Regions from separate parts of the Homo sapiens genome. Here region 2 is linked to region 1. A link is an interaction called in ENCODE POLR2A ChIA-PET data of the cell type or tissue named here. Cell type or tissue: K562. All regions are shown on one strand. Links, peaks and the distances in the headings refer to the core of each region. The heading gives the core; the rest is flanking DNA. Region 1 holds the start of LOC105373618 (a long non-coding RNA gene). Region 2 has its middle 13 kb from the start of TRE-TTC1-1.

The links. Peaks named below come from ENCODE experiments on the same cell type or tissue, not always from the same donor. Only the 100,000 strongest peaks of a DNase experiment are listed, where the experiment ranks them.
Region 2: POLR2A ChIA-PET joins it to region 1 with 6 read pairs; 5 of 35 experiments call an interaction of 5 or more read pairs at or near these places.

What each region holds. Positions count from the first base shown.
Region 1 is chr2:130,373,368-130,389,869 of GRCh38, forward strand. It overlaps LOC105373618 (a long non-coding RNA gene), which reads left to right and starts at 11,372. Exons shown (of 2, transcript XR_923330.4): 1 at 11,372-16,502. PTPN18 (protein tyrosine phosphatase non-receptor type 18) reads left to right here. Exons shown (of 15, transcript NM_014369.4): 15 at 1-2,038. RefSeq lists an enhancer at 12,207-12,306 and a silencer at 15,387-15,446. In K562, for the core only: no CTCF peak of the experiment used is centred there; DNase peaks (open chromatin) are centred at 5,036, 5,354, 5,622 and 6,944.
Region 2 is chr2:130,318,455-130,330,705 of GRCh38, forward strand. No RefSeq gene overlaps it. Among named protein-coding and RNA genes, the nearest start is that of TRE-TTC1-1, 13 kb to the right of the region's middle. In K562, for the core only: no CTCF peak of the experiment used is centred there; no DNase peak of the experiment used is centred there; H3K27me3 peaks cover 573 bases.

The DNA.
Region 1 (16,502 bases), core at 3,750-11,749:
CCCAATGACTGTAGCATTCAAGGCTTGAGGCTGGAGGAGGTAGCTAGGGTATAGTGGCTGGTGAGGCTGCACAGAGCAGATTCAAGAAAGAAGATCAGGAAGGGGCATGACCCCTGAGTTATGAAGGGGAGAAGGGACAGATGAGCTTCCGGAGACTGCTCTCCTCACCACACAGCACTAGTCCATCCTCAGCACCTGAGCCTCCCTCACTTGGACACTCAGGGGACCACACAGAGAAGTGGATGGACACTTCGCCATCCAGGCAGAACTAAGCCAGGCATAACCACAGCCAAGCAGATTAACCCCAGGCAGACCGATAAAAAGACCTCCAGATAGGCAGACAGACAGATGGACCACCAACCTGGACAGACAGCCAAAGCTTCAGAGATACAGTCCACAGGTGGACAAAGGGATCCCCAGCCAGAGAGAGAGAGACCAGCCAACAGCTTGATAGACCAGTGCAGCCAGAGAGACCACCAAACAGAGCCCCCAAAAGACAGACATCTCTGCTAGCTGGACAGCCAGGTGGACCCCCTAAGTTAGATTACTAGACAGATATAAACAGATCCCCTGCTGAACAGATACACAGAGTTCTCAGACCCCACCCCCACCCTCAGGTGGGCTGGCTGGCTGACAGACCTTCTGGCCAGACAGACTCCTAACCAACCAGATGGACTGCCAGACAGGCAGACATCAGCCACATGGAATCCTGACATCCCAGCCAGCCGGCCAGACTCTCATCTTGATGTCTTGATGGATGGACCCCAGCTAGTCAGACATGATCCTCCAGATTGACAGACAAGTCCCCCAAATGAGTACACATCTCCAGCTATTCAGACAGATGGACCCCCAGCAAATCAGGACCTATCTAGGCAGACCCCAGCCAGACCCCCGCCAGACAGACTCCCAACCAGACTGACCCCTTACTATTCACACAGCCTGCCGAGTAGCTGGGACTACAGGTCTAATTTTTTTTTTTTTTAAGAAATGAGTTTTTGCCATGTTGCCCAGACTGGTCTTGAACTCCCAACCTCAAGCAATCCTCCTGCCTCAGCCTCCCAAAGTGCTGAGATTACAGGTGTGAGCCACCAGGCTCAGCCCCCTAAGATTTGAAACACTTTAAATGGCCCATGGTAGGGTTCCTGCTAGGATAAAACATTAAGCGGCTGTTAAAAGAAATAAAAGGAGGACACGTCTCTGTGCACTGGTGTGGACAAATCTCCAAGTCACTGCAAAATGGAAAAAGTATAAGATGCTCTTTCCCTGAACCTCAAGGGTCCCGCCCCTCTCACTTTCAGGTCTCTGGACCTCTGACTGACACTGTGCCTGCCCAGGTCCCTGTATGCACTGCCACAGTGCCCTGGGCCCCATGTCCACCCCTGTCCTGCCCTTCTCTGGGATAGGGCTGGCCTTCCTCTGCCTCTGCCTGGCTGCATCCATGGTCGATCTCAAGTGCCTTGGCATGAACTCCACTCTCCTGCAGCCTTCAATCAAGGAATGATGGGGATGTGTACATACCCCACCCCACCCCTTGGCAGGGTGATGCTGAGGTGTGGATTTTTAACAGTTCCCAGACTTTCCCAGGAGGCTTGGGTTTGGGTGCCCACAGTGGGAGCTGGTGTGATATCATACCTTCGCCGGCCGCCTTTCCTTCCTGTTCTCTGTGCCCCTACTCCCACTCTAGAGCTGCCCCGTTTCTCTGTTTTCGTGAAAGAGCTGACCCTGTGCTGCCTCCCACTCTCCCAATGCCCCTGCCACTCCTGTGAGCCTGCTGCTGGTGAGGTCGGTGCTGACCTCTGTGTTGCTGGATAATGAGTCATCTATCTCTGGAGGAGAAGAAAGGCAGGTCCTCCACAGCCCTGATAAAATCTCCAAGTCTCCCAGTTTCGGGTCCCTCTCCTGGGATGCAGACCCACTGCCTGCCCAGCTGGTACGATCCACATGCCCTCTTCTTGGGAATAGGGGCATGGGAAAGTGACTAAAGATACTGTTCTGGCTGCTGTGTTCACTGTGAGTAATAAACTGTCCATTTCTCCGATTCAGAGGTCTGTTTTTCCTTTTTTTCTTCCCCAAAGATGGAGTCTTGCTCTGTCGCCCAGGCTGGAGTACAATGTCGCAATCTTGGCTCACTACAACCTCTGTCTCCGCCTCCCAGGTTCAAGCAATTCTTCTGCCTCAGCCTCTCAAGTAGCTGGGATTAAACGCGTGTACCACTATGCCCAGCTAATATTTGTATTTTTAGTAGAGATGGGGTTTCACCACGTTGGCAAGGCTGGTCTCGAACTCCTGACCTCGTGATCTACCTGCCCCTGCCTCACGAAGTGCTGGGATTACTGGCGTGAGTCACTGCTCCCGGCCTTGGTCTGGTGTTTTATACACATGTGCATGTGATGTGGAGCTGTGCAGGCCACCTTGTCAGCATGCGAGGAGGGTCCAGTCTCTGCGCCTTCTTGGTTTCTGACTTCACACCCAGTAGCCTCACTCCTGGCCCAGCATGGCAAGCACAGTTTCCACTCAGGCATTTGCCCTGGTTATTCTCTCTGCCTTGGATACTTTTCTCCTAGATTCTGCCTCTAATATATTTGAACATTTACCTCTTAATATTGTTTCCTGTCTCTCCTGATCAGAATGTAAGCTGCGTGAGGGCAGGAGTTTTTGTTTGGTTTACAGCTACTGTCCCAGCTCCGAGAACAGTGCTGACACTTAGGAAGTGTGCAGGCTGATTTATCTCACACCATTTACTCCGGGTTTCCTCACTTCTAGTAAAGTATGACACCTTGTCTCAAATATTCTTTTCCTCTTTCCAGACCCATGTCTTTGCTCATGTAGATCACTACTTCAGGCTGACATAAAAACCGTTCTCTTGTTAAGAAAGCTCAGCAATGGGAGAGGCAATCCTCCACCCGTCTCTTGCTCTCCTACAGGTCTTTCCTGGAGGTAGTGGGTTGAATGGTGGCCCCCAAAAAGATAGGTCCAAGTCCTAACTTCTAGAACCTGTGAATGCGACCTTATTTGGAAAAAGGGTCTTTGCAAATGTAATTAAAACACCTGGAGATGAAATCATCCTGTATTTAGGATGGGCCCTAAACCCAATGATGTCTTTATAAGAGAAAAGAGAGAGAGACGCAGAGACAAAGAGAAGAAGGTCATTGAGATGGAGGCAGAGATGGGGATGAAGTGTCTGCAAACCAAGGAATGCCAAAGATTGCCAGCAAACCACCAGGGGCCAGGAGAGAGGCCTGGCCGATTCTCCCTCACAGACAGTAGAGGGAACCACCCTGCTGACCCGTCAGTTTCAGGCTTTGGGACCTCAGAACTGTAAGAGAATAAACATGTTTTGAGCCACACGGTTTATAGTCATTTGTTATGGCAGCCACAGGAAACTCACACACTGGGTATCCAGGAATGCAAGGCCTGGCCGCTCCTGAACTGGGCATCTCAGAGCTGTGTTTGCAATAGGACACTGCAGCAGGTGATGTTTCCTTCTGGATATGCCCTGAGCTCAGGGCTCCTCTTCTGCAGTGCAGCCCACTGGGTGCACAGCATCTGTCTGGGCTCTCACAAACCCCCATGGGATGTGGGGGTCAATGGGACCGTTGCAGGCACCATACTCGTGTTGCTTTGTTTCTGACCCAGTAGGAACAGTGAAGGCTCAGCTGTCAGTTTCCAAGTAGGATCGGATCTGATGATGCCTCCTTTTCACAGGAGTTAGTTACTTCTCCTTTTCTGCTTTCAACATCCCCTGCCTTGACTTCTCTCCTTTGTATGGCATTTGTTTGTCTTAGACCGTGACGTCCTGAGAGAAAACTAGGCCCCATTTGTGGTTAGGTTGGTTTCCAATCTCAGGGGCAGAGAGCTGCTTTACATAATTGATGAAAACTTTGTTTCTGTTTCCTAACTCTCGATTCAGTGCTTTTTTCACATACTCCCAAGCTTACATGTCCTTGCTACCTTCAGAAACAAAACATGGTATTAAAAGTTGCTGCTGGATATTGGGCAGCTGATATCTGACCTCATGAAGCAGAAGGGGAGGGTGAGGAATTGCCACTTGCAATAGGGATCCCCTGAGCTTCCCTGATACTAACATGGTGGGGGGGGGGGCTTGATAAAAAACAAAGGGCAGGCTCAAGAGCTCAGGGCTGCTGCTGAGAGTCTAATGGCTTCTCAGCCCCTGGTAACCTTACCCTCCAGGCCCTACTCCCACCTCCTCTCCTGCCTCCCACCCGGTCAGTGCTCCACCAAACTTCACTGCCTTACTGGAGTGCTCCTCCCTACCCTCTCCTTCGGCCCAGTCTCCTTCATCCCGGGAGACCCAGCTCACATCTCACCTGCCCTGGGGATGTGGGGCCTTCTCCCTCTCCAGAATTTCTCTTCCCTCACACTGCTCCTCAGAGCACTTGGTGTCCACTTCATCACACCCCTGCCCTGGGCCGGCAGGATCCGGGGGCTACAGGCAGGTTCTATGGGTCAGGGATGGGTCTTGCTCCTCTTTGCCACCTAGGTGTTTGGAGCTTCCCCTGCACAGAGCAGTGCTCCGCAAATGCTTGTGGATTTCAGCTCAGTCAGTGTAATTGCTCAGTTGTGTACCAGAGAAATGGTCTTGTTGGAAAGAGCCTGCAGAATGCCAACTGCAGCCTCAGCGAAGGTGATAGAAAATATCACTAAGCAACGATGGCTTATCACTCTTTGTTCAATTATAGCTAAGTTCAGCCCAAACATAAGGTCAATATCTGAATAAACTATGCAGTAAGTGGGAATTGTTTCATTTATTTTATGGCATAGTTATTTTAGAATATACAAAATGGTCGAGGAGACATGAATCCTTAAGAGTGTATGAAAAAGACAAGTGTTTATAAAGCCATACCAGCATCCAATCAATGTCAGAAGCTTTAAGAGCTGAGAAATGTCCAAACATAAAGTGTACTTGAGAAGTGATTTCCATTGGATTCCATTGCTCTCAAACAGACCCTGGCTCTGCAGCCTTACTTTTGAGGATGACTTCTCCAACAGATCTGTCTGCCTGTCTGGGGACAGATGATTGATGAGGTCAGCAAGCTGAACGATGTCACCTCTCCAGCCCCAAGCCTTTTTCAGGTACCAGAAATGGGAATTTTTATATTATCTCATTTAACATGTCTTGGCGAGCAGGACCCCAGGTTTTTAAGTCTTTGGGTTCTCCCATAGGTTTAGCACTGAGTTGTTGATCAATAAACATTTTTTGAATTTAATAAGAAAAGAAAAGCTTGGTGGGAAAGAGCTCTAAAGTTGAACTTTCTCCACCCTGACCTTCAAACCAGTCAAAGAGCCCCACCAGGGTTTGGGATCAGTAGCTCTGCCACTGCCAGCCAATGTTTCAAATTTGCATTGTCATATGTACAGCAGATGCCTCTAAGCAGTCAGCATCCAGAATATCAACAATTACTTGCAATATTTTGGTGAGATAGCCGACTTCCCCAGAAATGTGCCTACTGTATACACACCATCCCCAGTGTTGACATTTGGAAAATGGGAGAATCTCATGATCTCCTTGAACCTGGGACAAATGTGTTTGGTCCCTTCCTCACTGAGGCTGAACAAAGTCCATTCCAACCCTGCAATACAGAAATGTGGCCCAAGTTGCTGAGTGAGTGGGGAGGAAGTAGTCGCTGCATAGGCCGCTGGCAACTACTCATTCAGAGGCCTTTGTTCGTTTGATTTTGCTTAGACAAACCTGACCCCATAGGCACACTCAATTCATCAGCTCATGTGTCCCATGTGCCAGCAACAGAATAGTGTGCCTAAGATGTGTTCTCTAAGTGACTGAACTTTCCTGCTTTTCAGGCAGTCTAGTGATGGGTCAAGAGAGCCTAAGAGCTATTTGAATTGAGGAGGATTTTGATTACACTAGAATAATCAGACTTCAAGAAATTTACCATTAACACCAACTATGTGCAGCTCTCACCATTAGTGTCTGTCTTCCTACACAAGTTTATTGTTAAATTATATTTGTCTTTTTTTTTTTCCTGGAAAGGCAAGTTAGATGTCTAGGGGATTTTATGTCTGATAAATGCCTCTAGTTGGAGATGTATTACAAAGAAATTTAGACTCCCCAGGACTGAGTGGAGTAATTAGTGTATTTCTAGAATGGCTTCACCATTTGCTGGAAGACAGAATATGCTTCATGGCCATCTCCTACCAATTTTTGGCTCCTTCTTTCTCCTCCCCAATGCCCCACCCCTACTCTTTCCAACATCAGCTATTTTTATGTTTTCCCCAAATCTGAAGCTTCTTGATATATGTAGTTTTGAAGAGAGACGCACAACACTGTTTTCTTCTAGATAGCTGAGTTCTGTGGTTCTAAGATGAATAGCTAGTTCTAGCTTTAATGTGGAATTGAGGACATGGTGTTTTGGGTAGGTGAGAGACAGAAAATCATGATATGTTAGAACTAGAAAGCACCATGTTTCCTAGATGAGGGAAAGGGGAGAGGATGCAGGTAGTGGTGGTGAGGAACTCAGTCAGGAGACAGTTACCAGTGGATGTGAAGAAGGATAAGGGCAACAGAAATGGAGGTGCGACTACAAAGTGGTAAAAGAACATTGACTACCTGCTCAGGGCCAATGACCTGCAGGCAAGCAGGTCAAAGCAGGGAGTTCTTGGCAGGTGAAATTTATAACAAGATAGAGTGCTTCTTGCAGTGTCTGTTCTTTTTTTTAGGGACAGCGTCTCATTCTGTCACCCAGGCTGGAGTGCAGTGGCTGGATCATGGCTCACTGCAGCCTCGGCCACCTGAGCTCAAGCAGTCCTCGCATCTCAGCCTCCCAGGTTGATGGGACTGCAGGCACATGCCACCATGTCCAGCCTAGTGTCTGTTCTTCAGGTTAGCAAGAGCAGGGTGGATCTAGGGCTCTGAGCAGGACTGGCTGATCAAATGTCTTATTCACACTGGGAAGCTGTTCCCCCGCATGAGAGCAAGAGATAAGCCCACATCCTGTGTGGCCTCTGGATGCCCTTTGAAGCTGTATCTGGGTTCCAGCTTAGGGAGCTAGAGTCACTGGGAGGGCAGAGCAGGCACAGGAGAGTCAGAGTTGCCAGTCTTGCTTTGGTTCCACAGGTTTAAGGGACAGAATTTGCTTCAGTGGCTTTGTCTCCACCTGGTTTCATTCCCACATTCACACCCACAGGGGTGACACTCGGAATGTGTGGAAGGAGGAGCCAGGGTGTTGGGACAGGGCAGGCTGGGGGCAAGGCCAGTTTTCAACCCCATGGACCTGCGAGGGGGTGGCATGCATTCAGCCCCTGCCTGTGTCTCTGGTCTGGAAGGAATTGTTGGCATTAAAGGACGTGCCAAGGGCTAGGCACACTCAGAGAGCAGGGTGCAAGTGGGAGGCGAGGAAGGAGGGGATGCTGTGCAGGGTACTGGGGGCATGTGCAGCCGCTCACCTGACCTGCTGGACAGGCCATGGCTCAGGCACCGGCCTGCGACCAGCACAGGTGGATCAGATTGGTCTCCCAGTCAGGAGTTGGGAAGTTGAGGGCCAGGAGTTACTGGATTACCCAGAATACTCAGACTTAAAAAGCAAGCGGAGAAACTTGCTGTGTGTGCTTAGATGTGGACATGGAAAGGCCTTGCTGGAAAAAAAAAGAGCAGAATGTAAAGTATACGTTGCAGGAGATGAGTAGACCCAGACGTGGGGTTGTACTGTGCCTGAGATGCCATGGGACACCCTGTTCTGGAGGACCCCGAATAGCCACACCCAGATTCCTGACTCAGGGAAGCTGTGAGATAAGAAGTATTGTTGTTCAAGCTTCTAAGATTGGGAATAATTTGTTTTACACAGTAGATATGAAATGTAAAACATGTCACCTGAAAGGACATGGACTGTTTGGGGACTCCCCTAAAATCCATCCTTTAGATCAGGAGCCTGCCCAGGATTTGCTCTCACCCTCTGGGACCTGGTGACTCTCGTCCAAGATGCTCCTTCTCACCTGGCTTTAATTCTGGGGCCAGCCTGACCCCTGCCAAGGCCGAATATTAGGTCTTTCTGCTACCAGAAAGTTCCTGAGCACGACTGAGCTGTCCTCTCACTGGAGAAGTCATCCCCAGCTGGCAGTCAACAGAGTGGATTTACAACTGTGCCCATACCCTCTTGGCAGTCACCAAAACACGAACTTGGTTGTCATTGTTTGGTCCTCAGAAGCGTCATCAATTTGGAGTATATGGGGAAAACATCCAATTTCTGGACCTCAGCAGCTGGTAGTTATGCCTCATGAAGCCAGGTCCAGGAACTTAGCCAGTCTCCCTCTAGGACATTCTATGTCATCTCCCTATACCATCATCACAGTGAAAAGACGGACAAGGGGCAGGTCTGTCCCCTAGGGAGTCAGTCCTCAGGAAGTATTTGTTGAATGAATAAAGATTTTCCCTTACATGACTGATAGTACACTATATTTATAGTCGTATGTCTCACTTCTCTATTTAGCACTGTCCTTGAGTGTCTCTGGGCCAGTGAGCCATCTTTGTAGGGCTGCATCACACACCAGCTTATGGTGGCCACTCGTGGTCATGCCATCCTCAGCCTTGTCTGCACTCTGCCCTGCCCAGCATGGCCTGTGGCACGTATTTGCTTTGTAAAACTTCTTTACTGCACCTATATATGGAGGGCATTTTCTCTGTTAATAATAATGGTGAGATGTACATACATTTTTTCTTTCTTTCTTTTTTTTTTTTTTTGTTGAGTCTGTCGCCAGGCTGGAGTGCAGTGGCGTAATCTCGGCTCACTGCAACCTTCGCCTCCCAGGTTCAAGCGATTCTCCTGCCTCAGCCTCCCGAGTAGCTGGGATTACAGGCGTGAGTCACTGTACCCGGCCTTACATTTTTCATTTGCGTGTGTATCTATTTGCTTATGATTGATGCCCAAAAGTGGACTCCTTGGGTTAAAAGGCAGTGAGAAAGAGAACAGCAGCCCCTGACATGCAGGAGCTGGGCCCTGGTATTCTGCTGAATGTAAACTATGTCATGGAACATAACATGTCAGGCAAGTCCACCCCGACCATGAGGGATCGAGACAGGACCAAGCCCCTCTGGACTCACATCTGAGCACAAATGCACCATCCCCGCCACAGAAGCCACGATGCCCTGTGCTGGCTGCTTGAGCATGGCGGCTGCCTTGCTGGGCAGCTCTTGCCTGGCTTCCTTCCTCCTGCTTGTAAAGAAAGACCCCCAACCCTAGAGCTAGCCCCACTTCCTGACAGCATCCATCCAAGCAGAGCCCGGGTTCCTCAAACCCCCTTGCAGGTCACCCAAGCCCTAATCCTATCATCGTTTCTTTCTAACAACCTTACTGAGTGGGACACACAAGGCTCCCCAGGGTATGCGTTCTTCCTTGCTGCAATGAGGAACAAGCCCAGTTTATTAGCCTACAGTGTGCTCTGGTGGTCTCTGACTGAGGGGTAGGGGAGAACATGGTTAAGACACATTAAACCAAACTCTTTTTCCAAAAGGTTGTACCAATTTACATTCCCACCTGCAGGTGAATCTGCATTGTCTTCCTTCCAGAATTGTTGAGAAGATCAAATTAAATGAAATGATGTGGTGTTGACCAAACAAAGGCCTTTCTCCATGGGGAAGTTGCTCTTCCTCAACAGAGAGCACCTTCCCAGGGATCTTACCCCTGGAGGGGAGTTAGCCCTAAAACCAAGGTTGGTGTTCAAATAAGATGGCAAATTTCACATCTCAAATGCCATCACTCCAAATTCACTCATTCATTCTATGAATATTCAGTGTCTATGATATGCCTTGCAGATAGATCAGTGAATAGATCAATGAAAGCTCTGCCCTTTTTAACTCAAAGTTTTCACTTATAGCAAGAAGAGATGGACAATAAATCTAAAATATGCATAAATAATGTTGACATATTATTTGTTGCTGACCAATGCCATAAAGAAAACTAGAAAGTGAGGGAGAGGAAGGCTTCTGGCATGGGCAGACAGATTGCTCTTGGCCAGTGACCAGGGCTGCATGTCAGAGGGAGGCCATGTGGAAATGGGGGCTGTTTGGGGAGTGAGGGAGGAAAGCCCATTGACTCACCTCCACCTTCAGACTATATTGTGTTCTTTGTCAGCTTAGAAAATACTGCATATTTAATCAAGTTACCAAAATAATTTGAAAATGAAATTTGACAAATGGATTCTACTATTCATCTGTGAGAGAAAATGTCCAGGAACAGCTTTAAATTTTAAGAGCTGTAGCAATTAAGGCCGGGCGCAGTGCCTCACACCTGTAATCCCAGCACTTTGGGAGGCCGAGGCGGGTGGATCACGAGGTCAGGAGTTCAAGACGAGCCTGGCCAAAATGGTGAAATCCCCTCTCTACTAAAACTAAAGAAAATTAGCTAGGCATGGTGGCGGGTGCCTTGTAGTCCCAGCTACTCGGGAGGCTGAGGCAGGAGAATCGCTTGAATCCGGAAGGTGGAGTTTGCAGTGAGCCGAGATTGCACCACTGCACTCCAGCCTGGGCGACAGAGTGAGACTCCATCTCAAAAATAAAAAAAAAAAAAAAAAAAGAAAGAAAAAAGAGCTATAGCAATTAAAATGGCAGAGATGGAGCAATGGAACAAAATTTAGGTCTGAAAAAAAGCCCATGTATATTGGGAATTATGGGATGTTTTGAATGGGTGGGAAAAGTGAATAGATTGGTGTTTAGAGAACTGATTACAAAGGTGGAAAAAAATAATTTGGCAGCTCTGTTTTTCACCTTAACAAACATACATTTCACAAGGATTTTTTTTTTTTCTTTTTGAGATGGAGTCTCGCTCTATAGCCCAGGCTGAAGTACAGTATGGCACAATCTTGGCTCACTGCAACCTCCGCCTCCCAGGTTCAAGCAATTCTTCTGCCTCAGCCTCCCAAGTAGCTGGGACTACAGGTGCACGCCACCACACCCGGCTAATTTTTGTATTTTTGGTAAGGACACGGTTTCACCATATTAGCCAGGCTGGTCTTGAACTCCTGACCTCATGATCCACCCGCCTCGGCCTCCCAAAGTGCTGGGATTATAGGCGTGAGCCACTGCACCTGGACAGATTTCACAAGGAATTTTTAAAAGCTAAACATTTAGGGCCGGGTGCGGTGGCTCATGCCTGTAATCCCAACACTTTGGGAGGCCAAGGCGGGCAGATCACAAGGTCAGGAAATCGAGACCATCCTGGCCAACATGGTGAAACCCCATCTCTACTAAAAATACAAAAAATTAGCTGGGCGGCGTGTGCCTGTAATCCCAGGTAATTGGGAGGCTGAGGCAGGAAAATGGCGTGAACCCAGGAGGCAGAGCTTGCAGTGAGCCGAGATCGTGCCTCTGCGCTCCAGCCTGAGCAACAGAGTGAGACTCCATCTCAAAAAAAAAAAAAAAGCTAAATATTAAAAAAATTATAGAGGTATATCTGAAAATATGGAATATTACATACCCTTGGGGTAGAAAATGCCTATCCACATATCTAGCATCTGTCTCTCTTATGACTATATTTGGAAGTAATACATGTGATCAAAATAAATGAAAAGAATGGAAGAACTTTTTTTTTTTTTGAGACAGCGTCTCACTCTTGTTGCCCGGGCTGGAGTGCAGTGGTATGATCTTGGCTCACTGCAACCTCGACCTCCCAAGTTCAAACAATTCTCCTGCCTCAGCCTCCCAAGTCACTGGGACTACAGGCGCCTGCCACCACACCCAGCTATTTTTTTTTTTTTTTTGGTATTTGTAGCAGAGATAGGGTTTCACCATGTTGGCCAGGATGGTCTCGATATCTTGACCTCATGATCCACCCCCCTCAGCCTCCCAAAGTGCTGAGATTATAGGCGTGAGCCACCGCGTTCAGCCAGGAAGAATTTTTTAAAGGTTAAAATATATGTATGTGTATATATGTATATATGTATATGTCAACTAAAATTGGCTTACAATTCTAACTCTCTTTAATAATTATAGAACACTTAACTAGGGTCCCTAGATGAATTATCAGGCATTGTCAATACTATTTGCCTTGAAAAGGGTCCAATATATTGCTCCCTTTGGGAAATGCTAGTGCACACCACAGATGGTGCAGGAAACCACTGGCAGAGTGGCCACTCTCTCTCCCACCCCGTCATTGACATGACAAACAGCATCCCCTCGTTTTACACTAGGCCAGATCATGAAGAAACTAAGCTATGCTTCATTTTGTGCAAATCCATTGCATCCAGATTTGTAAGCCATCATGTATGAGGTAATGATTTGTTTTTACCAAACTATACAATAACATTTTTGGTTCCACATGTAAGAGCCAGGAACAGCCAGAGAGTGTTGGTTAGCTGATCCAGCTAACCAACTGTAAGGCACAGTCCCCTGCTCTGGTTCTGACAAGTACTGATGGCCACATCTGGGACCTGAGGCAGCAAAGACCCTTCTCGGTGGCCACTCAGCCAGACTTCACACAGGCCCGGGGTGCTGCTCATGGCCATTCAGATATACAGCTGCAAGGCCTGGAGGCCACACTTCAAAAACGGCAACAGGCAATTCTCATTCTTCTCCTCTGCCTCTTCCCACTATTTCTCTGTTTTCAATTCCTCTTTCTTGTTTTGCACACAAAGTTCCCTGAGATGTGCTTAACTCAGCTGGCTTAGCCACAGCCCAGCATAGGGCACTCAGCTATGCCCTGTTCTCAAAGCAGACCCATCACAGGCTGCTGGGCTTCCTAGAGCCAGCATCCTTATGCAGGTGTCACTTATCTAATACAGGTGCCACTAGCCATGTGTGGCTATTTCAATTCGTTTATTAAAAGCAAATAAAAATTTTAAAAATCCAGTCCCTCCATTGCACCAGTCACATTTTTTTTTTTTTTTTTTTGAGACGGAGTCTCGCACTCTCGCCAACGCTGGAGTACAGTGGTGCCATCTCAGCTCACTGCAAGCTCCGCCTCCCAGGTTCACACCATTCTCCTACCTCAGCCTCCCGAGTAGCTGGGACTACCGGCGCCCGCCACTACACCTGGTAATTTTTTGTATTTTTGGTAGAGACAGAGTTTCACCATGTTAGCCAAGATGGTCTCGATCTCCTGACCTTGTGATCTGCCTGCCTTGGCCTCCCAAAGTGCTGGGATTACAGGCATGAGCCACCATGCCCAGCCTCCACCAGTCACATTTCAATTGCTCAGTAAGCACACATGGCTTGTGGCAGCCATGCTGGATCCAGGTCCAGAACATTCCACGGTGGCAGGAAGTGCTACTGGACAGTGCTGCTGTCCCCAGCACTGAGGACAGTGGTTGCCAAGTTATCCTCCCCTACAGCTTTGTCCATTGACATGTCTGCAGAGCACAATGACAGTGACTGTTCCCCAGACCTTACCATCGGGGCTATTACCAAACTTTTCAGTCCTTGCTTATAAGACTTTTTTATTTTTTTGCTTGAATTTGCAAGTTTTTAATTATCAGTGAGGTTGAGTATGTCTCATATGCTTGTGACCAAGTGTATTCTTTTTTTCTGAAGTAACATTCATATCCTTCATCATTTTTCCACTTTTTTTTATCTCATTGATTGAAAAGTTTCTTTGATAAGGTCCTTTGCATATTGAGAACAAAGGTCACCATTGTTTCTATGGGTGAAGAGGCCTCAAGCTTAGTGGGGTGGGCACTTAAGAAGTGTGAACATTTATGCGCTTTGACCCACTTGCAATAATTTATTCTCCAAAAACAACTGAAAGTTCAACAGAAGGCAAGAGCTGTGTGTCCAGTGGTATTCATTTAAAAAGAAAAAAAAAAAAAGCAAAGGAAACAGGCTGGGTGGGGTGGCTTATGCATTTGGCAGGCTGAGGCAGGAGGATGGCTTGAGCCCAGCAGTTTGAGACTAGGCTGGGAAGCACGGTGAGACCTCGTCTCTACAAAAAATTTAAAAACTTTTAAAAAACAGGAAACAACCAACCCCTACAGTTGAGAATTATTTTGGGATGATATGCACCATGGAAAATGCTTCCGATACAATATTGAGTGAAATAAGCCAAATGCAAACTCGCTACATGAGAATAACAGCCACAGAGAAATATGCAAATTTCCTCATGCAAATAGCCTCTTCCCGGAAAAGAATATGGAAAAATAGAAACAGCGATGTGTAACAGGTGGAGTTGCAGGAGACCCTTTTACCAATAAACTTAATCAGGAGATAATGTGCCCAGAGGTGGAGAGGGATGGAAGCAAGTGGGCAGAGGTGCACGTGTCCTCTGAGAGAAGGTATTCACTGGACATTACCCCATGTACTGGAAAGGAGCCCTCCTTCCTATCCGGGTGCCCCAGCATCAGTCACAGGGCACAACTATGTCATGTTTGTCGTGGCTGTCTCTGATTTTTTTCTGTTTTTCTTAACATTTTTCTTTGGATGTCATCTGATCCTTCTTTTTACTTTTCACATCACAAATACCAGTACAATTAATAAAATAAAAATATTTTCATCAGAGTACTCTGTAATTATTACATCACCCCCAGAAGTGCACACGCCAGGGTCTGGGGAATGCAAGAGACTAAAGGAACTACATGTTGGCTTGACACTTTTGTTCTGCTGAATGAGCTCAGTTTAGATGGTGCTCAAGCCAACAGAGGAGCTTCCTGGACACAGCCTGTTTGCGGCTTTGCCCTGAGCCCCCTGCCAGGTCAGCAAGACTGCAAATGCCTGGAGCCACACTGAGCAGATGCTGGGCCTCCGGCTCGGCAGGGCTGTCAGCAATGGACACTGGGTGGAGAGCCTGGTGTTAGAGGCCACTGACTACTGATGATGATTTAGCAAAGTACAAGAAATGGTTTCTTTCCAGAGTCTCTTACCCAAAATTAAGCAGTGGGTAAGATAAATATTCTTAGGAATGAACCTCCTGGATAAAAGCACCAGCTCTGGGAGAACTCTGACAAGCAAATGGCAAAGGTGCTGGGTGACAACCATGGCCCCTAAGCCTGGTTGCAGCTCCCCAGCTTCCAGAGTACACCTACTCTCTAGCTGGAAAAACTTAAGAAATCGTTACTACTGGAAGTGGGGGTATGAGTCTCCACTTTACATTTCCACGTTCCCACGTTATCTGCCTGGCTGCTCTCCAGAGAGTGGGTGGACATGGAGAAACAGGAGCACAGCATTCAAAAGGGATCATCTCAAATCCAAGGTTATCCATGGACATGACTTACCTTTTCTTTGGGTTAGCACACACTGTTTCATTGTCAGAGATATTAAAAATAGGATCGGGGAAAGAGGGGCCTAGTTTGCTAGTTTGCATGGCAGCAACAGTGAGCACAAGCTCGTGACTTTCTGCTCACAGCAGTTGCTGTGGTTGGTTCCTTGACAACTCAGAGGTTGACTGTGTGCTCACACCATGGGCACCTCACACACAGATGTGAGTGTCTCAGGCAGGCAAGCGCTGCCTGTTGTTCCTGAGTTCCATGTTGATCTCAGACCATATCTTCATGCCTGCTCTCACTCCCCATCTTAGCTCTAGGTCAAATGTCTGGTATGTTGTCTAGGCCCCTGATTCTCTCCCGAACATGCGGATGCCACACTAGACATTTGACCTGGGGATCAGAAGTCCCGCATGCATCTCACTTGACTAACTCAAGGAATCAGCAAGACTGCTTTCCTTCTGGGGTCTCTAGGGGAGAATCTGTATCCTGTGTCTTCCAGCTTCCAGTGGCTGCAGCAGTCCTTGGCCTGTGGCCCCTTCCTCCATCTTCAAAGCTAGCTGCATAGCATCTTTAAATCTCTCTCTGACCTTGCTTCCGTCATCGTCTCTCCTCTGACTGACTTTCTTCCTCCCTCTTCCACATTTGAGGACCCTTGTGATTCCACTGGGCCAACCTGAGTCACCAGTATACCCTCCTTATCTGGGATCAGCTAGTTGGCAACCTTAATCTTACCTGCAACCTTGATTTCCCCTTTGTTATATAAACCACTATAGTCACAGATTCCAGCAATTGTGACAGGGACATCTCTGAGGGGCCATTAATTTGCCCACCATAGATGTTAATTAATATTACATGAATAAAAGGAATGGAGTTTTCTGTTAAAGAGTTTTATTTTCAAAGGGACATACAGCTGTTGATACATGAAGGTATACTATATCTTTCCAAAAGAGGAATCTCATAGTCAGAGTTCTCCAAAGTGATGTCACCACAGAACCTCCTTCCACAGAGTTGCTCCCAGGCCCAACTGTTGGGAAACACTGTGACAAAGCTAGAGTGCTCCAGGTTTTCAACGAGGCACTTACAAGGTTCCCTCATGATAGCTCTGTGTGTGACAAGGAGAAACGCGCTGGATGACTTTATTATTAAGTGGACTTTCAACTATTCGAGAGCCAGTAAACAGAACGATGGCAACCTGGGAGCAGGGTCTACAGTGCGTGCCATGGGGCTTCCTCCTTGTCCAAGGGATGAATGAGGACTTTCTCATTCACTTAAGTATTTTCAGTTAGTGCAAACAGTAGGCTGTGAATGCTCTGGGTAACTAGGATCTTGACAAGCTTGGGAGA
Region 2 (12,251 bases), core at 1-8,000, 59 kb before region 1:
CTACAGGCTCCCGCCACCACACCCAGCTAATTTTTTGTGTTTTTTAGTAGAGACGGGGTTTCACCATGTTAGCCAGGATGGTCTCTGTCTCCTGAACTTGTGATCCGCCTGCCTCGGCCTCCCAAAGTGCTGGGATTACAGGCGTGAGCCACCATGCCTGGCAAAGGGCGTGTTAGCTTTCTGCATGGGACGTGTGTGCCAGGTGCAGCCTCTAGTTGCCATCCGTCTGGGTTGGCATCTCAGTCCCCTTGTGCCCCACTCTGCCCATGGACTCAACATCCCAACTGTGGAAGACACAGGGTCAGAGCCAAGGACAAGGAGTCCCTGTGCCTCAGAGAACAGGACAAGCCCTGGTAGGGACTGGGGCTCCACAGCGCAGCCCAGCTGGACCGTGTGTCTAGCCCAGAGCCGGGCCATCCAGCTCCCTCTCCCTGCTCCCTCACCAGTGCTGGCTTCTCTGTCCCTTCACCAGAGTCTTGAGGCCTTGAGACATACTTTGGGACCACTGCATCACTCACTCCACTTCCTCTCCCTGCACCTCCAGGTCCCCCGCTTCAGCTCACAATACCCCTCAGGACAGGGCACTCACCCCATCCAAAGCTCCTCCCACTGCTGGATGTACCTGCTGGGGCGACCCCCCAGACAGGGCCTTGCCCAGACAGTGCCCCCTTTAGCAGCCCCTTTCTGTCCCCAATGTCAGTGCCCACCCCCCGCCCAGTTCTCAGTGCCCAGGATCCCCGAGGCTCAGATGGGCAGATCAGCAGGGGCACGTGGAGCTCCCACAGCACTCCGCAGGACGGGACCCACCCAGAAAGCATGTGGGTGGGGGGCCCTTTTCCAGGACCCAGGCCCACAGGGCTCTTGTCCCAGCCTGGAGGGGATGGGCGGGTAACAGGTACCAGCCCCTCTACCCATGTGGACACCCAGCTGGGCATGTACTCCCACAGGGCAGGGCGTGGGCAGGTAGCACCCAAGCTCTCTGATCTCTTACAAGGACACAAATCCTATTGGATCAGGGCCCACCCTTATGACCTCACTTAACCTTTACCATCTCCTTATAGGCCTTGTCTGCAAATACAGTCAGGTTGGGCATTAGAACTTCAGCATCTAATATTGGGGGTGGGGAGCGGGACACAATTCAGTCCTTAGCCCTCTCCTTCCTCAGGACTCCAGCCACATCATGCACAGAACTATGGCCTGTATCCCATGGTGCTCCTCAGTACAGTCTGGGATACATTCTCAGAAATGAATCATTAGGTGATTTCATTGTTGTGAGAAGATCATAGGGTGTATGTAGACAAACCTAGACGGTGTAGCCTACTGCACACCCAGATCACGTGGTACAGCATATTGTCCCTCAGCTACAGACCATATAGCAAGTATTTGTGCATCTAAACACAGAAAAGCTACAGTAAAAATATGACATTATAATCATATGGGACCACTGTTGTATATGCAGTCTGTCATTGACCAAAACATCATTATATGCCGCATGACTATAATATTTATTTTTCTGATTACAAAAGTAACACATAATCCCGGTAGAAAGTAAATCTTACTAGTACCAATCCTCCATAATTGGGGATACTTCAAATTTTCATTATTATAAATAGCACTTCAATCAACACGTTTAGCCATCAGTCTCTTTTTGCATTTCTAGTTATTTCTCTGGAGCTGATGAGTCAAATGATTGGATCAAAGGACATGTGCAGTTGTGGACTCTTGCTGCATGATAAATTGCCTTCCAAAAGGTTGTGCCAGTTAGCATTCCCACAAGTAGAGTTTGGGAATGCCAGTTGCACACCTCCTTATATTTTAATAGTTTCCTGAGGTCACCAGAACATGAACATCTGGAGGACAGCAGCTTGCTTGGGCATCACGGACCCCATGTCCAGCTCAATGTACAGCACATAGTAGGGAATTGCGTTACATGAACGAAGATGTTTTTGATTAACTTTCTGGAAACAGTCTTAAAATTAGAGAAAAGTTCTAAGTTTTACACAAAGAACATTTTCCCCCAGAAACATTTGAGAGTAAATCACCCCAGATTACTTTGGTGAGTGTTGCTACGGGTCAGAACATTCTAACTACAATGCAACTTTCATAATCAGAAAGTTAATATGAATACATTGTTAGGTAATACATTCTGTTATGTAACCCTCAGATTCTTTTTAAGTTTTATTACTTGTCTGTAATGTCCTTTACAGCAAAAGGATCTCATTCAAATTCATGGATTGCATTTAGTTGTCATGTCTCTTAGACTCCTTCAGTCTGGAACAGCTCCTCAGTCTTTCCTTGACCTTCATGACCTTTACTCTTTTGAAAAGCAAAGTCCAGTAATGTAGAAATTTCCTCAGTTGGGTTTCTCTGATGTTTCTTTTAGTATTAGACTTGGACCATACATTTTTTGATGAGTATCCTGTGATCTCATTGCATCTTACCATGGGACCTACAATTTTGATTTGTTTTGTTATTGGTGATGTTAGCCTTGATCACCAATGGTGGCATATGCTGGGTTTCTCCTCTGTCATGTTATTTTTTCACCTTGTAATTAATTTGTATTTTGTGAGGAGGAAATTTGAGACTATGGAAATACATCTGTTCCTCATTAGACTTTCAATTTACTCATTTACTGGTATCAACATGGATTCATGGCTTATTTCATTCAGTGGGTTATAATTTGTTAATATTTTTTAAATCAGCTTTTCTTTTTAGAAATGCTTTATTTTTACAATTTCAGATTTAGAGAAAAAAATTATAAGAATTGTACAAAAAATTCTTGGATGTAATTCCTCAGATATTAACACTTTACCACATTTGCTTTATTCATTCTCCTCCTTTTCTCTTTCTAGATAAATACAAATATATATATATAATGAATTTTTTGTGAACATTTTGTAAGTTTTGAACCTGATGCCTCTGTAAATATTTCAGTGTGTGCTTCCTAAAAATAATTATCTTACATTATTATGGTATGATTCACAAATGAGGAAATTCAAGTTTGTCTAATATTAATATCTAATCTACAGACCTTATTCAGATTGTGCCAGCTGTCTCCCTAATATCCTTTGTAGCCAAAGAAAATCAAAGATGGGGATTCACAGTCCATGATGTTTTGTGTCCAGTTATCCTGTTTCTTTAGTCTCTTAATCTGAGATAGTTTCTCAGTCTTTTTGGTTTTCATGGCATTTATGTTTATTTTTGTTCTGTTTTGTTTGGTTTGGTTTTTTTGAGACGGAGCCTCATTGCTGAACGTGAAAATACATTGCTCATCTGATATGTGTATATACATGTATGTTGTAAATACTTTGCAAGTATGTTGTGTTTTGTTGATTTTTTTTCTTATATATGGGGTGTTTTAATTTTTATTTTGCTAAACCAACCTTCAAAATGTTTGCTCGTGAAGTCCTTAGGAAGGTCTTTGTCAACGTGAAAATGTATCTGTATGCCAGGCGCGGTGGCTCATGCCTGTAATCCCAGCACTTTGGGAGGCTGAGGCGGGTGGATCAGGAGTTCGAGATCAGCCTGACCAACATGGTGAAACCCCGTTTCTACTAAAAATACAAAAATTAGCTGGGCATGGTGGTGCATGCCTGTAATCCTAGCTACTTGGGAGGCTGAGGCAAGAGGATTGCTTGAACCTGGGAGGCGGAGGTTACAGTGAGCCAAGATCGCGCCACTGCACTCTAGCCTGGGTGACAGGGCGAGACTCTCTTTCTCAAAAAAAAAAAAAAAAGTATCTGTATAAATAGGCATTTGTGTTTTCTTCTGGTAGTTTTCTCATTTTGTATATTTAAAATTTTTAATCTATATTCCACCAGGAACCTATTTTTGTGACATAAAAATCAGCTAGTTTTCTCCAAACAGCAGGCATTCCATTTATGAATAATTCATCTTTTTCTACTAATATGAAATGTCACCATTATCAAGTTCTAAATTATTTCATATATATGGGTGTTTCTGGATTTTCTAGTCTGTTCCATTCATTTATGTCTTTCAGCTGTTAGTAAATGACTTATAGAAATTAATGGCACATTTTGATATCGAGGAAGGCAAGTCATTTTTCGTTGCATTACAAAAAAATTTTAATGTCATCATAACAGTAAAAGACAGCAAGTGTAATTTTTAAACGTTAAAACTTTGGTGTTTTTATTTGGTTTAGGCAAAATTGATAAATACAGAAAGAGCTCACATCTTGAGAAAATTCTTTCTATTCAAGAACATGAACCATCTTCCCACTTTCCTTCTAAGGTTCCTCAGTAAAGTATATATTTACATAGGGGTACGTGGATAGAAAATGGATATTGGATTTTATCTAAAGAATTTTTAGCCCAGAAGTTGATACATTATGGGAACTATTTCTCTCATTATACACTTTTCTATAATGTGAATAACATGTTTAAAAGTGTATACCTTAAAAATATTATATAGACAATTCTGTGAGTTAAATCACTTTAAAATTGTCTCTAAAGTGCACTATAGGGAGATTATGGGTGCACTGGAAACCAGCTAAAGTGTTGTTTTCATTTTGCTGCTCATAGAGAGACCCAGGCCTTGACTCCTCTGAGGCTTCCACATCCCAGGTGCTGCGGGCCCTGCTTAGCTGTATTCCTAGGTATTTTATGTTCTGTGTGTGTGGCTATTATGAATGTGATTGTGTTCTAGATTTGGCACTCAGCTTGAACACTATTGGTGTATAGAAATGCTTATTATTTTTGTAAATTGATTTTATATCCAAAAACCCTGCTGAAGTTGTTTATCATACCTAGGAGCTTTTGGGGAGATACTATGGAGTTTTCTAGGTATAAAATCATATCATCTGCAAACAGAGATAAATTTGACTTCATCTCTTCTTATTTTAGGATACCTTTTGTTCCTTTCTCTTGCCTGATTGCTCTGGCTAGGACTTCCGGTAGTATATTGAATAGGAGTGGTGAGAATGGGCATCCTTGTCTTGCTCCAGTTCTCAAGGGGAATGCTTCCAGCTTTTGCCTGTTCAGTATGATGTTGACTGTGGGTTTGTCATAGATTGCTGTTATGATTTTGAGTTATGTTCCTTTAATGCCAGTTTGTTGGCGGTTTTTAACATGAAGGGATGCTGAATTTTATCAAAATCCTTTTCTACCTCTATTGAGATGATCATGTGGTTTTTATTTTTTGTTCTGTTTAGATGGATGAATTACATTTATTGATTTGCATATATTGAACCAAACTTGTATCCCAGGGATAAAGCCTACTTTATCATGGTGAATGAGCTTTCTGATGCGTTGCTGGATTCAGTTGGCTAGTATTTTGTTGAGGATGTTTGCATCTATGTTTATCAAGGATATTGGCCTGAACTTTTCTTTTTTATTGTGTCTCTGCCAGGTTTGGGCATCAAGATGGCACTGGTCTCATAGAGTGAGTTAGGGAGGAGCCCCTTCTCCTCAATTTTTGGAATAGTTTCAGTAGGAATGGTACCAGCTCTTCCTTATATGTTTGGTAGAATTCAATTGTGAATCAATCTGGTCCTGGGCTTTTGGTAGGCTTTTTATTATTGATCCCATTTAAGAATTCATTATTAGCATGTTTAGGGTTTGAGTTTCTTCCTGGTTCTCTCTTGGGGAGTTGTATATTTCCAGGAATTTACCCATTTGTTCTAGGTTTTCTACTTTGTGTGCAAAGAGGTGTTCACAATAGTCTCTGATGGATTTCTGTATTTCCTTGGGGTTGGTGGTAATGTCCCCTTTGTCATTTCTTACTGTGTTTATTTGGATATTCACAAACCACTGTTCATTGAAATAAAAGAGGATACAAACAAATGGAAGAACATTCCATGCTCTGGGTAGGAAGAATCAATATGGTGAAAATGGACATACTGCCCAAGGTAATTTATAGATTCAATACCATCCCCATCAAGCTACCAATGACTTTCTTCACAGAATTGATAAAAACTACTTTAAAGTTCACAAATTTCATATAAGCATTCAGTCACTTCATATTTTTGGCTAAGGTTGATGGTGGTTTTTGATAACTGTGGGAGTTTTTTTTCAAAATAATACAAAGATTCCTTTTTTTCTTCTTGGGAATTCTGTTTAACAGCCAGTTTCTCACATTTCCTCTCTAATTTGTCTCCCTTCTTCTACCATTTTATCCCACTTCTGCCTCTTTCATCAACTGGTTTATGATTTCTAAGAGAGTTACACAGAAGTAACAAGCATCTCTGGTTTAAGAACAACAGGTTGTCAACATGCTCCAGGACAACAGTAGCAAAATATATGAGGTTAGAGTCTAAAATCATTTCTGCAGAGCAGAAAAGATGAGGAAGCATAAAAGATAAGCACATTTAAGTAAAATTGTTCACTTATATATAATTCTTCAGTAATAAAGGGCAACCACAGAGACGTTCTCACTATACATACATCTCCCTCAGAATCCATATAATCCATGCTTTTTTGCATTATAACCATTTTTATTTAAATATAGACCCTACTCAGTAGACACCCATCTACTGAAACATAAAACCATCTCCTTTTAATTTGCTCATTTGGTAGATTCACTGGACAATATATATCTAAGGAGAGAAATATAATATCTGGAATATATATATGTATATATTGGACACATATATAGAGAGAGAGAACATAAGATCTGGAAAATATTAAAGGTTTTTTCATTTCTTTATAACATGAAATACTCCATTTCATTATTTTTAACTCCAAAAAAGTCTGCATCTGATTGCTAATGGTATATCAATTCACCTTAAAAATTCCATTTAGGTGTTCAGTAAACAAAACCCAGAAATACTACTTTCTTCCTAAAGGAAAGCAAAAAAACATGATCATCCACTTTAATTACATGGTCTCTATCACATAATTTATGGAACCTGTGGGTTTTAACTGTGCAAATTTGGTGTAAAAAAAAATTGACATGGATGAGATTACTAACTAGAGGTCTTTAAGATGAGTTTGATTTAACTGCTGCTGCTTCTGCTTCACTCACTATAAGTCCATCAACATCCTCTTCTAGTCTTACAGTTAAGTCTGAAGGCTTTCAGCATTAAGAAATATATATACAGGGCCAGGCGTGGTGGCTCACACCTGTAATCCCAGCACTTTGGGAGGCTGAGGTGGGCGGATCATGAGGTCAGGAGTTCAAGACCAGCTTGGCCAACATGGTGAAACCCCCATCCTTACTAAAAATACAAAATTAGCCGGGTGTGGTGGTGCACACCAAAAATCCCAGCTACTCAGGAGGCTGAGGCAGGAGAATCACTTGAACCTGGGAAGCAGAGGTTGCAGTGAGCCAAGATTGCACCATTGCACTCCAGCCTGGGTGAGAGAGCAAGACTCCATCTCAAAAAAAAAAAAAAAAAAAGAGAAAAGAAATACATATACAAAAGACTCGTGTAACTCTGTGTCCCATAAGGTTGAATTCTAAGAGACTTTCATTAGTAATAAATGTATGCAATATATATGATTTTGAACCTAAATGACACTAACTGGTTGAGCAAGGATAAAGTGCTTCTTCTATGAAACCAATCCAGAAGACCTTAGAATTTCACATGCTAGAGATCTTAAATTTTCACTCATTTGACAGATCCTTCTGTGTGACAGATACTCTTATCCTGGGTCACAATCTTGCCTTATATTTTTTTTCTTTTTCTTAAAAAGAAGTCAGACTTTCCCCTACAGGAAGGCATTCCACCAGTCTTTTTGAGATGGAGTCTCACTCTGTCCCCCAGGCTGGAGTGCAGAATGCGATGGCACGAACACAGCTCACTGCAACCTCCTCCTCCCAGGTTCAAGCGATTCTCCTTTCTCAGCCTCCCGAGTAGCTGGGATTACAGGGGTACACCACCCTGCCTGGCTAATTTTTGTATATTTTTAGTGGAGATGGGGCTTCACCATGTTGGCCAGGCTGGTCTTGAACCCCTGACCTCAAGTGATCCGTCCGCCTCAGCCTCCCAAAGTGCTGGGGTTACAGGTGTGAGCCACCACGCCTGGCCCACCAGTCTTTTTACTACAATACTCTCCAGGATATTTTCAGAGATGAAAAAGGCACTTAATACTCCTATTCTCTGCAGCATTTTTTAACCCTCCTCAGAGAGTCTGATCCCTCTATTCTAATGCTCTGCCTGATGCTGAGAGAATGAGGAAATTTCATCTATTGAATACCTATTAAAATGTATTAGGTACCTACCTATAAAGCACTCCATTTAGCTTTAGAGATGCAAAGGTGTTCAAAAGAAGCTTCCTGGAACTCCGCAAGTGGGGAAGGCAGAAATAGACACAATAAATTATAGAACAGTTTATTACAAAAGTACAAATCAAACATTGTGAAGAAACAGAGAAAGCAGCTGGAAATACATCCTAAACAGAAAAAAGCTAGAGGGATAGTCTTTCCCTTGCACTAAGGTACAACAGCATACCGAGGAGAGAAATACAGAGAGACACTAAACAAAAACAAGGCTATAACCTGAGTTAACCAACATGAGAGGAAGGACAAAGAATGAGGCTCTCACAAGGTCATTCCTGAGTTTTAACATAATCAGATAGGAAAGCTTTCAGCAGAATGCAAGGGGAATCAGAAGGCAACATCATCTCCCACTGTCCCTTATCAATTAAATATGTACATGTTCTTCCGCCCAGGCTGAAAACATGATTCTCAAGGAATATAAAAAACCCAGTGCTGCTTTAATTGACAAAGCACTGAAACAGACTGTCCCTCCCCACGTAATGATAAAAATGCGCCAAAGTCGGCCGGGCATGGTGGCTCATGCCTGTAATCCCAGCACTTTGGGAGGTCAAGGCAGGATCACGAGGTCAGGAGATCGAGACCATCCTGGCTAATACCGTGAGACCCCGTCTCTACTAAAAATACAAAAACTTAGCCGGGCCCGGTGGCGGGCGTCTGTAGTCCCAGCTGCTGGGGAGGCTGAGGCAGGAGAATGGCGTGAACCCGGGAGGCGGAGCTTGCAGTGAACAGAGATCGCGCCGCTGCACTCCAGCCTGGGCAACAGAGCGAGACAATGTCTCGGGGAAAAAAGAAAGCCCCAAAGTCAGAGTTAATCAGCTGGGGCCTGTCGCAGTCTGGCCACATGCAGTAAGGGAAGGAGGCAGGCACAGTTCTTCTTCCCTAATTCCATCCACCCTCCCTCAGCTACCAAATTATGGTTTCTGATCCTGCAAGAGTCAAATTTGCAAAGGGTGGTTGAGTTCTTATCTGACTGATAACAGTTGTAAGATAATTTCCAGCAATCTTTATATGGCATTGAAAGGTGACAATGTGCTAGCAGCCCTTGCTTGCTCTCGGCGCCTCCTTGGCCTCGGCGTCCCTTCTGGCCACGCTGGAGAAGCCCTTCAGCCCACCGCTGCGCTGTGGGGGCCCCTCTCGGGGTCTGGCCGGAGCCCGCTCCCTCTGCTGGCGGGGAGGTGTGGAGGGACAGGCGCGGGCGGGAGCCCGGGCTGCGCAGGGCGCTGGAGGGCTGGCGCGGTTCCGGGTTGGGCGCGCCTCTGCTGCCCTGCACTCCGCGCCGCCGTCGGGCGCCTGCTGGGCTTGATTGGAGGACGGGCTCCCTCTGGGCTGCAAGAGTGCCCCGGCTAGGTGCCGCAAAGTCCCGCAGCCAGTGCCATTGAGAGGTGAAGCCTGCTGGGCTTCTGGTTGGGTGGGGACTTGGAGAGCCTTTCTGTCTAGCTAAAGGTTTGTAAACGCACCAATCAGCACTCTGTGTCTGTGCCACCCGAGCCAGTGGGGGCAACACGTTTGGGTTTCCTTCCTTGCTGTGGAAGGTTTGTTCTTTTGCTCTTTGTGCTAAATCTTGCTGCTGCTCGCTCTTTGGGTCCGTGCTGCCTTTATGAGCTGTAACAGTCACTGCTAAGGTATGCAGCTTCACTCTGAGGCCAGGCCCGCGAGACCACGAACCCACTGGAAGAAAGAACAACTCCAGAGGCGCCGCCTTTAAGAGCTGTAGCACTCACCGGGAAGGTCTGCAGTTTCAGTCCTGAAGTCAGCAAGACCATGAACCCACCAGCAGGAAGAAACTCTGGACACATATGAACATCTGAAGGAACAAACTCCAGACACACCATCTTTAAAAACTGTAACACTCGCCGCGAGGGCCCGTGGCTTCATTCTTGAAGTCAGCAAGACCAAGAACCCACCAATTCCAGACACAGCATTTATTTTAAAACCAACTCTCTCAGGAGTATTTCTCTGCCCACGGGTGTCCTCACCTCCAATTGCTTTAACCTGAATGAACGCACTCCATCCTGGCCTTTGTTTTCTCACAGCTCCTAAGGCATCCAGAGATCCACTTTGAATTATACTCTTCTGAGGCCTCTTCACACCTTTAATAGGCCCTTTCACATGGGATTTAAAATGGATCCTCCCTCCCCATAATGGCTCACTGTCTTTTGCCCGTGACCAACATCTGGGCCTCTGTAAACACTCAAGCATTCTTTGCCAAAACAAATTCGGAGAGTGCAGACAAGTCTCAACACAGTAACAATTCTCCCTTTCTCAGACAAAGCAGCTCACCAGCCACCAGCCCTTCTCTCAGCCTTGATTTCCTGGATGAGTCAAATACCTGCTTCCAGAAGCAGAACATTCACAGCAAGCTCTCTGAAGTAGGATTTATTTAAGAAATAAGTGTCCTCCCACCCTCCCTGTTTGGCAACTTAGTAATTTTTTTAATGAAATGCGTTCTCACATTCATAACAGATTAGCCACCCGTTATATTGTCATGGTGATGGAAGATGGAAGTAGTTCAGAAAACATCGCTTTTATATATAATTTAATTAAGTTTCTATTGTGAAAGGGAAGGAAAGATTATATTCCTGACTAAAATAAGGATTCATGTGTAACAGAGTGGGGACAGAAAGGTATTTGCATAGAAATAAAATATTTGTTTCAAAGGTACCAACTCTCCAAATCATGTCCACTACTCAGTATTATTTTTTCAATCCAAAGTCTTTATTCCGACATATTTTATTAAAACATGACACATTAAAATTAAGAAATATGCTTATAACTAAATGGATGTGGTTTTCAAAGTGACTGTAGAATTTTTTATTCTAACAAGCAGTGTATGAGGGTTATAGTTTCTCCACATCTTTTACGGTACTTCTTATGGTCTGCCTTTTTTATTGTCCATTTTAAAATGTTATAACCATTTAAATTCTGATTGTAACTGAATTACAACTCTCTACTCTTAGATTTAAACATTTTATATGCAGTTAATTTGAAGCACAATTACTGCATCTTAAGTTTCCATTGATGTACATAAAATTATGATTTACCAACAACCAAATAATATTTTATTATAAAAGATAAATGGTAATATCAAGAGATAATGGATATCCTTCAACAATTTTAGCTTGCAAATTAAAAATGCTTCCCAAGAGCTAAGGGCACAATTTTTATTCGCATCTAGTAGAGTCACCAACCATAAAATCATTTCTTTCAACTTTATGACTGACATTTCTCAAATAAGCTGTTCTAAATCCTGATTGTTCTTTTTTTAAATATGCATGCTGCAAGGTTGCTAATTTGCAATAGGTGTCATCATGACAATAGACTGACAAAGTATCTCACACCCTTGAATTATACTAACTCAAGAATGGATGGGAAAGCATTGCCAAAGAGAGACTAATGCTTCCATTCTTCAATGAAACTAGTAATACATCCCTATCAAGAAGAGAGTTATCTCACTTCCAGTTTCTTTCTTCCCCTCAAGAACAACTTGAATCTCTTTGGCATCCAAAGTCTCAGAGGCCAATAAAGCCTCTGCTAGATTCTTACACTCTTTTGCATGAGTGTTCAAGATATGTTTTGCTCATTCATATGAGTCCTGAAATAGAAAAGCAGATACATAAAAAGCAGAAAATGTGGGCTGGGTGCGGTGGCTCATGCTTGTAATCCCAGTACTTTGGGAGACTGAGGCAGGTGGATCGCTTGACCCTCAGGAGTAGGAGACCAGCCTGGGCAACATGGCAAAACCCCATCTGTACAAAAAATACAAAAACAAATTAGCCAGGCATGGTATCACACTCTTGTTGTCCCAGCTACTCAGGAGGCTGAGGCAGGAGGATCACTCAAACCCGGAAGACAGAGGTTGCAGCGAGCCGAGATTGTGCCACTGCACTCTAGTCCAAGTGACAGAGGGCAGACCCTGTCTCAAAAAAATGGAGGAAGGAAGGAAGGAAGGAGAAAGAAAGGAAAGAGAGAAAGAAAGATGAAAGATAAAAAAAGGAAGGAAAGGAAAGAGAAAG